Regions from separate parts of the Homo sapiens genome. Here region 2 is linked to region 1. Evidence: chromatin contacts called from ENCODE Hi-C or POLR2A ChIA-PET data. All regions are on one chromosome and are shown on one strand. Each heading gives the region's core, a stretch centred on a gene start or an enhancer-like site at or near the end of the contact. The rest is flanking DNA. Distances are from core to core; before and after follow the strand shown. Region 1 has its middle 27 kb from the start of AREG. Region 2 has its middle 22 kb from the start of AREG.

What was found. A loop is a pair of places that touch in the nucleus more often than their neighbours do. ChIA-PET counts read pairs that join two places held with the same protein, here RNA polymerase II (POLR2A). Pooled maps may share reads with other maps.
Region 2: a loop to region 1 is called in a pooled map of heart left ventricle, with 2.8 times the contacts of the local background. The contact joins two enhancer-like sites. A Hi-C loop is called at or near these places in 1 of 168 maps with a recorded cell type or tissue (CD4-positive, alpha-beta T cell) and 2 of 50 pooled maps. POLR2A ChIA-PET finds 5 or more read pairs at or near these places in 2 of 52 experiments (MCF 10A and endothelial cell of umbilical vein).

Annotation. Positions count from the first base shown.
Region 1 is chr4:74,469,023-74,475,361 of GRCh38, reverse strand. No RefSeq gene overlaps it. Among named protein-coding and RNA genes, the nearest start is that of AREG, 27 kb to the right of the region's middle. Within about 2 kb of position 2,066, at least 6 of the 41 ENCODE cell types and tissues checked have a DNase peak (open chromatin) inside an H3K27ac peak, as active enhancers do; they include endothelial cell of umbilical vein, where a contact is called at or near this core.
Region 2 is chr4:74,419,671-74,426,188 of GRCh38, reverse strand. No RefSeq gene overlaps it. Among named protein-coding and RNA genes, the nearest start is that of AREG, 22 kb to the left of the region's middle. Within about 2 kb of position 2,973, at least 3 of the 41 ENCODE cell types and tissues checked have a DNase peak (open chromatin) inside an H3K27ac peak, as active enhancers do; they include endothelial cell of umbilical vein, where a contact is called at or near this core.

The sequences.
Region 1 (6,339 bases), core at 817-3,316:
CAGTGCCAGGCCCTGCTTATTGTACTCATGCACAGGAGCACAGCCTCCTTGATGCCTTGTATACAATGACTGCAAGATTGTGAACTTGGTGCACTCTCCCAAAGCCACACCTTCTCCTGGCAAAGCCAAGAACCCAGGGCCATAAGCAAAGACTTGAGCTGAGGCAGGTTAGATGAGGGCATGTTGCCCTGTTTTAACAACCTGTCAACAACTTAAGGGGAATTACAGAACATTTTAGTTGGCAAGGTAAAGAGATCAACCTAAGCTGCCAAGTTGCCCAGATTTAAAGGAGCCTTAATTACATATATAAAACCATAAAGATCACAGGATTTTTCTCTCTCCCCATCTTCTCACCCACACTTTCTATACCCACCCTCCTGCTTTAGGAATGCATTTCCTCCTGTGGCAGCTCATCGATTTCATGTTATTGATATAATTAATGGTTAACTATGATACTAATAGGCTTGGATGTATGCACAAGGCTCCAGTTGGAGTGTGACTGCAGAAAAACTTTTTTGGTTCCTTTCATGATTCATTGCCTGACAGTGTGGGAACACTACATCTGGGCTGGTCAGTACCTCAATGACAGCATTTCCTGGAGGGAAGGGGAGGGATAAAGGTGCCAAGAATATTTCTGGGTCTCTTATTAAAATAGAAATCGTGGTAAGACACCTTAGAAGATTGCTGGATAGATGGGCTGAGGTTAATTCCTCACATCGATCCAGTACTACTGTTATAGACTAGACTTGTCTTGGAAAACCGTCTTTTAAAAGAGGAACTTGTAGGCATGCTTGAGTACTGAGTAAGGAGCAGTGTTTTGATTCTGGGAGCCAGATCATCCTAAACACATGGAGGTAGCTGAGGATGGGAACTTGGCCTTGACTCACAAACTTAATGTGCTTAAAAACTCCCTACTATGTAGAAGTTGCTGAGCAGTGGTAGTGAGGGGAATAGACAGGGGATCTCATCTATAGGAAAAGAAAGGGTGCATCTCAGAAGTAATATTGGAAGCTACTCCCAGGATTATGTGTCCACTTCATGTTTCCAGGGAATAATGAGTATGCAGGAATGGGTGGTCATTTAGGAAATAAAAGAGAATAATGACATTGGATATTTAAAGAGCAAAATTATATGACCAGTGATTTGTTCCAGTAATATTAATCAGGCAATTCTATGAAACATTAATGGGAGAGGAAAGTAATGAACTGTTGAAATGCAGGAAATTCATGAAAGAAAGGCTTTGCAACTGTTTAAACAAGTGCTAATTAGAGCTAAGTAATAGCAGAGAATGAAAAATAGAAAACCAACCAATGTAAGAAGTTTTATTCAGGTAGATTCAGTACTATTAGATATTCAGTAAAGAAAGGAGAAGAGAGAGGGAGATGTTTTAAGCAATAAATGTAAATTAGAAGCACAGCAGGTTGAGGAATAAAGGTAATGAGTTCTGTTAGGGAAATGTTGGTTGAGATGCCATCCTAACACTAAGATGTATGGACAGATTGTCACAGAAGAAAATTAGAGTGATGTGGTGACCTCCAAGAGGAGAAAACAGCCCAAGCCTGAGGTAAGCGGGGTAACCTGGAAAGGAGAGGCCATCTCTGAAGAAAAAATATGTGGAGAAATGAAGAGGTCCTGGAGAAAAAGCTCAAGCACTCTCAAAGATAGCATCTTTTCTGAAAAAAAATTTAAACAAACAGACAAAATGTTCTGTAATTCCCCTTAAGTTGTTGACAGGTTGTTAAAACAGGGCAACATGCCCTCATCTAACCTGCCTCAGCTCAAGTCTTTGCTTATGGCCCTGGGTTCTTGGCTTGCTGAGAGCAATAAATGTCCCAAAGTTTCTCAGTCCTACCCATCATTTCCTAACAGAGACATGGACAGGGATATAGAGACTAGACCTGAATCTAGAGGCCAAGTTTCTCCCAGACCCTGCTTCCTGCAGTCAATATTCATCTCGTCCAACCCCCTTGGAGCAACTTCATTTCAGCTGATTCTCTTTTCCCTGACTGAATTCCAGCATGGCTTAGTCAGCACGGCTCTGATTATGAAAGATCTGACATGCCTATGAATAGAACAACTTGATCTGAGAGTAAAGAAATGTACCCGTGCTCAGAAAGGAAGTTATCCGCACTTCACAAAGGACCTAGTCCCTTGAAAGGAAGTGCTCAACCTAAGTCTAGCAAGTAGAGTGCCCTAAGAAGATATATTCAAAATATTAGCTAAATGGGGTCCTATGCTGGAAGAAGAGTCAAAAGTAGTGCCTGGAAAAGAATGCTTAATTCCTTGAATTCCTTAAAGTAAGGAATATGACATTTTGTGACATGATATTATGTTGCATATGACAAATTTGTGTGCTGGGATTCTATCAATGGTGATAACTCGTAGGATGACATACCTGCAGACAGGAATATTCTGGGCAACAGAAAGTGGGGATAAGACCTCTAAGCTATCCCAACAGCAAGGCCTTTTGAAGAAAAATAAACCAGCCATCCATCAATTGCTCAGAAGATGCTAAACCAATATTGCCAGAAGCAAACAATGATGAAGATATAGTGGGGGAGCCGAGGAGGGCCATTTCAACACATGAACCCAAAGGCCAATGCCAGTGGATAAATACAAGGGCTACACCTCTAAAAAACTACCTAGAACATAGTCACAGAAACAATACTCTGTGTCAGCTGAATCGCCAGTGAGTTTTTTGCTAAAAAGGCTATTTTGCACTCTATATGGTCTTGGAGTATATTCTTTTGAGCCAAACTTCCCTCCACTATGGTGCTAGGCTGGGCATTTTGATTCCTTTCTCATGGATGGCAGTATGTAGTTGCTAAAGACACATGTTCTGGGATTAGATTGCAAGGTACAGTGCTCAGCTTTACCATTATTGTTAGCTATGGTATCTTGCTTAAATTGCTTAAGTCCTCTACAGCCTAATCTTCCTCCTCATCTGTAGACAGGGAATAATTACACCTACTCATAGTATAATAATGACTAAATAAGATAATACATATAGAGAAGTGCCTGGAATATGGTTTATCCTCCACGAATGTAACTTACTTTATTATTCTAAGCTGTGAACAAACAAGAAAGTTTTCATATCTGATTTAAATTGGCTCCTTAGCAGTCAACTCAATTCAGTTTCATCATTACTTATTGATTATTGCTTATTTATATCAATTCACTAAAGACATACTCAGTGTCACCTCATGGTGTGCTGTTTGTTAATTCTGTTTTCCAGAATTTTTCAAGTTTCAATCAATGTATTGTTCTGCCTAACCTAACATAGCAAGATATAGTAGGAGGGTATATGTTTTGTATGAGATAACACCTTTATTTGAATACTTTCAAACAATATTTTAGAAGTTTAACTTTTTTAAAATTTATGGTCTTTTCAATTCAACCCATAGCAGTTTCTTCCTGTGAGTCTCCACAGCCCATTTCTCAGACAGCTGTGTTAGCAGTGGTTCTCAAACAAAATGTGAACAGTATTCTCCTGGAGATTGTGTTCAAATGCAGATTCATTACATCTGCATTGGGGTCTCAGATCCTGTGCTCCTAACAAACTCTCAAGTGTCCCCACCACACAGTGAGCAACAAGCATTAGTTTATAGTTAATGTTTCATTAAATTTGGTTAAATTTTCTCTGAACCCATCCTTCCCTCCTAGTGATCCCTTTCCTTCCAGCTTTCCCTCTCTCACCCACCCTTCTTTTCACAACTCCCTCTACCTCATCCCTGTTCCATAATGTTTGTCAAATTTCCTATTCTCCATCCCCTTATTTTTGTCATGCTCTAGAGCTTGGTAGCTAGTTGTCAGAAGACTTGGGTGTGCCCCAATGCCACAGGCAATCTTTGCTTTTAAATGGGAAGCTCTACCCAGAGCCTGCAGTTCTACCCTAAAGAGCTTTTGTTGTGTGTCAAAAGGTAATCTAACTGATCAGCTGGCCCTCCCAGAACAAGTTCAAACAGTACATTTCCCTGAAGTGTCTAGCTAGATCTCTGGGCTTTTCAATTAGGAAGGCCCCTCCCTTCACCTCTCTCTTATATAGGTCTTGCTTCCCAGAGGCGTGTTAATTGTCAGTGATTCCCCAGAAAGATCACAGATCCATGAACTCCCAGAGGGGAGTCATGCCTTCTGGGGCATCATCCCCAAGAAAAAAAAAAATGATTTTCTTCCACTGAAAAGAAGATAGGTTTTTAATAGGGATAATTTTGATTCATTTTTCTGTTAACCTCGTACAAGTATTCCCTACTTTAGCTTTAAAGGAGATTGAAAATGCCAATGTCAAATAGAGCTTACATGCCTCGTGGGAAGAGTTACTGTCCAGAAAGTGAAACATCTCAAAATCCATAATTTTGTCACTTTTTTCAAATAATTTTGATGGTACTTGTTACTTCTGTTCTTTCCTTTCCCAAATGAAAGTAATCACAATATGTGTCTGACGAGGATTAAAAACTTGTCACTTTGGCAGTCTATTAATGTGTATCTATGACTTAATTATATGAAGTTATTTGTGTTTCTACTTTTCTATTTCCATTTATTTTATGAGACAATGATAGAAATATAAAATTCTATTAGTGATTTTTTATTGTTTTGAAGTTATACAGAGTTTATTCTGATGAGAACCTTCTTAGAAGTCCAATTCAACACACACAGAAGCAGAGATTTCTAATTGCAATGGGAGTGGAAGACATAGAACCTAATCGAATTGCCCTCACCTCAACTCACGATATAATTCAGATGCACTTCCCAATGTCATGTTTGAAAACAACTACAGTAAAATATTTAAGTAATGGCACAAATAAAAACTGTCGTACTAACAAAGAACACAATAGTCTCCAACTGAATTCTTGGTTGATAGGAAGCTCTGCCACATAATGACTTGAAATGTGTATGTATTGGTGCATGAAGGTTCAAGTAAGGTTTATTAAAACTAGTTTAAGAATTCAGTTTCTAATGCATGAAAATAAAGGATGAAAATTAAATGCATGGAAATTCAGGAGTGTTTTTATGAAATGGAACATTAAACTCTACACTGCTTTCGTGTAACTTTACTCTCTATCAGGGCATCTGGTGTAGAGTAGGTATTCAATATATGCTAAATTGAGTGGAATAAGATTTTTTTTGGCCTTTTTTATACAGTTGATGTATCATTTATTCTTTAAGAATTGTCTTAGTAAATTATGAGATGTAATATTGTCACTTTATTTGAGGTGAGACTAGACAACAAACAAATGGAGGCTCATTTTCTCTAGTCTTTTGTAGTTCCCAGAAAGTGCCCCCTCCTCACCCCTGCAGTGGCATCTTGCATTATGTTCCACCCTGTAGTCCCACTGTGCTTCAAGGGGAGCCTAAAAGCCTTGAAGTAACAGCAGAAGGGAATAGAAAGTCATGGTGCTTCATTTTGGGTAGAAATGTGTATTATTTAGAGTAGAGCTTTCTTACTAGCTTTGGATGGGCTCAAATACATCTTTGAGGTACGTAAATGAAACTCCTTGGAGGAAAGTACCATCCAGAACAGAAGTTTTTGGGAGCCACATAGTATATATAAATGATAGGCAATGCACGGCCATATACACCTAACCATGTGCAATTGTACCTTACTGTCCGGGCACCTGACGATCCAGAAAAATGCTACAATTGCCAAAGCCATCGTTCAGTCATCGGACTGTTAAATGTGACAAGACGGCTAAAGAGTTCATGTAGTTTAAGATAGAGACTTATTTTGAAGAAAAGTTTGATTAGAAAAAAATTTAAGATATGGTAACAAACAGAATTTGAAAAACAAGAGTTTGTGGTGGACATGACCAGAGACAGGAAGCCTGTGCCAGGGGGCCCAGAACTGCTGCAGGGTTGGACCTTTAATCGAACAAACCAGACTTTCCCAGTGAAACCCCTGTGGGCTTAAGGGCCAAGCTGGGGTTCTTGGCAGAAGGACCTTTGGTTATTGCACCACTCTTTTGCACCAGGCCTATTTGTCTTGAAGGTCAAATGCCTTCAGGAGACAAGAGAAAGTTTGGGATGGTAGCTTCAGTGCCCAGCATATTGGATTGATTTCCACAGCCTAGAAAGGGTCTCTGGCTAGAATCAGCCCATGCTGATAGCACCAGCATTCAAGGGCCAACAGCCCACACATTGTCTAAAATATGGAATATTTTTAAACAAATGAGGATTTTTAAAGGAATGAGATGCAGTTTATAAGGAAAATTTTAAATGAGAAGTTTGAGCACCACTGGGCTAAGAATAGAGATTCCCAGCAGGCCACTACAGACCATAGTGGTTTAGTTATAATGAACTATCAAGGAAAAAAAAAACTTTTAGATGTGCCTGAATTACCATTGT
Region 2 (6,518 bases), core at 1,724-4,223, 50 kb after region 1:
ACTGTTAGCTACCAAGAACTCTTGCTGTGGAGGTTCTATTAAACATGAGTCATTCTGGAGACCTTACCATGTAGCATTTTCATGCATTCAAGAGTTATCAAAATATGTGCTATTTGAAAATTATATACAATTCAGGGATTTGGAGACTGCTGTTTGAGGCTTCTGATATTAATCTATGGAATTAAGTACATGCAATCAAGAAATGATTCTCCTAGCGCAAGCTGAAGAGAATTTTATTAAGGATTTCAACATGATAAGGGCAAATTTTGGTATAGAATAAAAAGACTGTATTGGGCTGTTGGGAACATTGACAGCAGATATTGCATTTCAAAGCTCAGACATGTCATCTAAGATGGGTCGGTTTTCTACCCAACACAGATTATCAGTGGTGGAGTGGAATAACCACGGTGTGATTGAAAGGAAAACCTCTGATATCTCCTGAATCACCGACACGTTGCCTTGTAGCAACCATGTATTTTTGAGAACATTTTTCCTTCAACATATATTCTCAAAATGTCAAAAGGATGCCTTGGAAAAAACAAATTCAAAATATATTATTCGTATAAGAAAAAGCTTTAATAAATATAAAACCTAAAAACTCTCACAGAGGTGAGCCTCCTTAAATTCTTTTTGGAATGCCAACACATAAAAATAAGTGGATAACCACAGAATTGAAACCAAGTTGTTTCATTCATTTTATTGTTAAAATTTCAAAGTAATTATAGGGTATGATTAAATCAAAATAAATTCAGGGTAAAAATGTGCATAGAATAATTCCTAAAGGTCTCTTGCCTCCATTACCACTTCCTCAGTGCCATTTTCTAGATGTAATCTCTGGTATCCATTTGTTTTTAGTTCTTCTGGTGATGGTTATCATAATTTATATATATATATATAAATTTATATATATACACTATTGTGATAACTCTATTCTCAACTTATCAATTTTAAACATTATTTAGTTCCATTTATGGGAAAAAAGTAATACCTAACATGATCTCCCAATTCCATTTAATTCTCTCTCTCTCTTTTTTTTTTTTTTTAATTGAGACAGTGTCTCACTCTGTCACCCAGGCTGGAGTGCTGTGACATGATCTTGGCTCAGTGCAGCCTCTGCCTCCCAGGCTCAGTGATCCTCCTACCTCAGCCTCCTCAGTAGGTGGGATCACAGGAATATACTACCGCACCTGGCTAATTTTTTGTATTTTTGGTGGAGATAGGTTTTTGCCATATTGTCCAGGCTGGTCTCGAACTTCTGACCTCAAGCGGTCTGCCATTATCTGTCTCTCAAAGTGCTGGGATTATAAGCATGAGCCACTGAGCCCGGCCTAATTCTCAATTTTTCATAAGTTATAATTTTATTCTTCTTTATTCAGTTGCCTTTATGATTTAAAAAATACTGTTTTTGATTGATTGATTTTACATAGAGAATATTTCTCCTTCCTAATGAAAAATAGAAATTAGTGCATTTTACTCTGTCTTTTTACTTCTTCACTTTTTAATTCCTAATCTCCTCCAATGGTTATTTTATTACATTAATATTGCCCTACTTTATAGCTTTGACATTCTATTCTGTTACTACAATTAGCATCATTTATGCTTTTTAACATAGATTATTTAAAAATTAAATATTAATAAATAGCATTTACAACATTAGGGAACCATGAAAATATTATACCTGCAGAGAAAGGGATATCGTTTAAATTTTGCTATTCAAAGGAGAATTTTCCAAGCATTTCTGTGTATCAGTATATCCCAAAGTATCTTTCTGCCTAGTTTCCTTTACTTCTTGTGGGTCATATTCAGCTAGTATTGTTTTTTGTTTGTTTGTTTGTTTTTGTACCAGGTGTCATTCTCTTTCATGTTCTCTCTTTCAGTTTTGTTTTTGTATTTTTTTACCCTAATGTATCCCCTCAAATAAACATTTTCACAAAGGATATGTGAGCTGTTGAGTACTTCTACATCTTAAAATGGCTTTATTTTCTTTCACATATGATTGATAGTTTAGCCGTGTATCAAATTCCAGTTTCAGAATAATTTCACTCCATACAGTATAGTAATTGCTTCCTTGCCTTCTAATGTTCAGTCTTGCTGCTGAGAAGTCCAACAGCATCAGTCTGACTCTCCTTTTAGGATACCTCCCCCTTTTTGAAAGCTTTTAAGATTTTCCCTTAAGGCATATTGTCATAAATTTTAGATATTATTTTAAAATTTAGCATATCTGTATTCTATTCTCATATGAATCATTAACACTTTCAGGGGTAAGTAAATTTCAGTTTTATAGTTGCAAGTAATTTTAGTAAAATTTTTGTTTCATGAATAAAAGGGCTTAATACGGACGGGGAATGCGGAAAGGCAGAATTAAACTTTCTTGATGTATCTCTAAATGGGAAATTTGTTATGCTGCAATTTTTTTATTTTTATGATCAAATAGAGTGTACAAACAAAAGCATGTTTATATAAATTAATTATGCAAAGGAAGTACTTAAAGAGCATTTGCATATCTATTCTTTAGTTTCAGTATAATTGATTGTTACCTGTATGGTGTCAAGAAATATTTGGGACAGATTCTTAATCAGATGTAATTTTTTTCCCTAAATGATTGTTATTTAAAGCACCGACTATTGGATTTGTTTTCTCCTACATGTTTTCTAATGAATTTCCATGGCAGAGCTTTAATTGACTTCAAAAGGAACTCAGCATAAGGAGGAACTACGTGGGATACAAAGAAAGAGCCAGACTTGGCTTTCTATAAACATACCATGTCCTATGTCTGAGTCATAACCATTTTGTTGACTGTTTACTTTCCTTGTTGTCAGCACTATAGAGCTAACACCAACAACTTGGAAGTGAGTTACATGCTATTCTTAGTTTATTACAACCAGCTCTTGATAACTTTGTTTATCATCATGTACTCTGTGGACTGCTATCTTTTCCCTACTACAGCCTGGGATGTGGCCTTGTGCCAGAGCATTAGACTCTTTAAAACCAGAACTTTTATCAGTCTCAAAACATGGATGGGGGAATGAGAAGAGACTGTATTAGGACTGCAAATGAGATATTTACTTAAGTTAAAAGATTTGACCAATCTTCAGGTGGGTATAGAATTATGTGACCTCTATGGCACCTTCTAATTCCCATCATCATTTTAGCCAAAAACTTCAGATTCCTCTCTAACAATATCAAATAATTTTAAGAATTAGAAGGTACCATAGAGGTCATAGAATTCTATATCCACCTGGAGACTGGTCAAATCTTTTAACCTAAGTTAAGTAAATATCTCGCTTACAGTCCTAATTTTATCTTTTCTCATTCGCCTTATCCACATTTTGACACTTTGATAAAAGTTCTGGTTTGAAAGATTCTAATGCTGTGGCACAAGGCCACCTCTCGGGCCATAGCAGAGAGAAGATACCAGTCCCCAGAGTACATACAGAATCATGAAATAAGTATTAAATGATATAAGCATTACTGAGTAGGTGATAAAGGCCTGACTCTTGGAGGAAAACAGTCTGGATTCAAATCTTGTTTTCCTACTTATTATGTAGATGGCTTTAAGAAGTTACTTAACCTTTGAACACTTTGATTTACTTGTCTACAAAAAAAACTGGAAAAGAGATAGAGTTATGAACAGTAGATGTGGGAGCCAAAAGCCAGCCTGTTAACCCTGGGAGTTGAAGCTTCGATCCCACACACACAAAATAATGGCCACAGTTACCCTAGATGGCCGTGTTCAATTTAAGAAACAGTCAATCCTGCTTAGCCTCTTCTTTTCTTGAGGGCTGAGTTATGGTGAATAGGATCACTCTCTCTCCTTTCTAGTTTCCTATTTAAAACTAAGTTTCATCACCGTTTCTTTTCCTATACCCTCCACACTCTCTACCCCAACTTCTCCTTTGCCTTACTTAATGGTATATTTCCTATAAAAGTTATAGTAATAGCAAAAAAAAAAAAAATAGCCACTGTTAAAGGTTGTTCATCAAAGACCAGAAATAGCAAATCAGAGCCTATTAATTGTGTGGAAGGAGAATAATTTATGTGGTAAAAGAGAAACCCAAAATCTAGATTGATGTTGAGCCAAACATTTTGGTACAAGATGTAAATAGAGGAAAAGTGGTTTTCTGTTTAGCCTCATTTTCTGAAATAGGAGACATGTCTATGTAAATTAGGCCAAAAAAGACACAAACACATACACATATGACAGATCCTTGTGCCAAGAGCCTTAATGTATGTGTTTTCTTTCTTTTGTCCTTCTTTCCTTCCTTTCTTCCTCTCTTCTTCCCTCTTTCTCTTCCTTTTCCTCCTCCTCCCCATTAGCATCCTCCTTTTCTTCTTTTTTCTTCTTTCTCTTTTCCTCCCCATCTTCCTTCCCCTTCCCCTCCTCTTCCCCTTCCTCTTTTCCTTCTCCTTTTTTTTCTTCCTCTCCTTCTTCTTCATAGTGACGATGGTAAAATAAGTCTAAATCACTGAGGAAATAAGATCTCAGGGAAATAAGCATGTTTATGAGGAGGCAGAGGAATAAATGACCTACATTTTCTTTTATATTTCAAGGAATTCTGTTGCTAGGAGCCATCACGTTGAAATACTGCATGAAATGTGGAGTAGGGACTGGGGAAAGTGATAAAATAATCGGCTCCCCTTTTCACACAGCACTGCCCTTCTGGAGCAACTTGTTAGAGCAGAAAATATTAGTTTTGGAATCAGAACCAGCTTTAATTTTTAGTTTTGTGATCTTGGACAGACTATTAAAAACCCTTTTAATCTCAGTGTCCTCAGTAGAGAAATGGGAATGAAAAGGAGTATTTTGTAGGGTTGTTTTGAGGACAGTGATTGCACTCCATCCATGGGAGACACCCGGGGGAGGTGGATTGCTTTCACGAGCTGCACCTTTAGTTTATGTCTACTAGTTCTCCCTCATGTAACCATTGTTTTCCTCAATTTAAACAAAGAAGTAGGGTGAATGTAAGATGATTCTTGGTAAAAGAAATAAAAACATTTTATGTTTATCAAGTACACCACAATGTGCAAGTGTTTTTACCTGCATAATTTAAGAACAGCTGGGGAAGAGAAATGAGTAAGCAGATGAAAGAGAATCCGCAGGATCTAGTTGTCCTCTGGGTTTTGGCTCATAGAAAGGCCAATGTTATATTATACCAGAATCTTCTTCTTTTGTTTACTTCAGCTGTCAAGTGACTAGTTAGATACTTGAACATCTAAGCTTTAGACATTGCTTTCAATAAACACTTTTTTTGAGATGGAGTTTCGCTCCTGTTGCCCAGGCTGGAGTGCAATGGCACGATCTCGGCTCACTGCAATCTCCGCCTCCCGGGTTCAAGCAATTCTCCTGCCTCAGCCTCCCGAGTAGCTGGGACTACAGGCACGTGCCACCACACCCAGCTAATTTTTGTATTTTTGGTAGAGACAGGGTTTCACGATGTTGGCCAGGCTGGTCTCTAACTCCTGACCTCAGGTGATCCACCCACCTCGGCCTCCCAAAGTGCTAAGATTACAGGCAGGACCCACCAGGCCTGGCCCAATAAACTTATTTTATCAGCATAATTTGCATCATGTGCTTGTTTCATTCATTCATTGCTTCAATAAATATTTACTTGGCACCTACTATGTGCCAGGTGCATTTATAGATGAAAACTAGCTTTAAACTAGACAGATAAGGCTCCTATTCTTACTACAATGAAGGGCCACAACCTGTCAACAATTTAGTATAAAAATAAAGATAACAATTCCAAATGGTGTACGACAGTTTAAAAAAATGAGATAAAGAGGATTGAGATGATGATGGCTTTCATATGTTAAAAGTGTCAGGAAAGTTCTCTTTGAGCTTGGATGAAAGATGAGGAGACAACCATGCAAATATTTAGGGGGATGATATTCAAAGCAGAGGGAATGGCAAGTGCAAAGCCACTGAGCCTGGAATTATTTTAGGGCATGTTATACTGCCTTAGGAGTCATTTAGAGCAGGGGCTTCAACCTTCAAGCCAGGGAGCAATACCAGTTGGGTCCATGGCCTGCCATGAATTGGGCTACACAGCAGGAGGTGAATGGCTGGCAAGTGAAAGAAACTTCACCTGTATTTACAGGCACTCCCCATTGCTTGCATTACCACCTGAGCTCTGCCACCTGTCAGATCGACAGAGGCGTTAGATTCCCATAGGAGTGCAAACCCTTTTGGGAACTGCACATATGAGGGATCTAGGTTGTGTTCTCCTTATGAGAATCTAATGCCTGATGATCTGTCACTGTCTCCCATCACCCCGAGATGGACCCATCTAGCTGCAGGAAAACAAACTCAGGGTTCTCACTCATTCTACATTATAATTCATTATATAATATATAATGAATATAATATATAATGAATTATTTCATTACATATTATAATGCAATAATAATAGAAATAAAGTATACAATAAATGTAATGCACTTGAATCATCCTGAAACCATCCCCCCACCCCCTGGTCTGTGGAAAAAATTGTCTTCCATGAGACTGGTCCCTGGTGCCA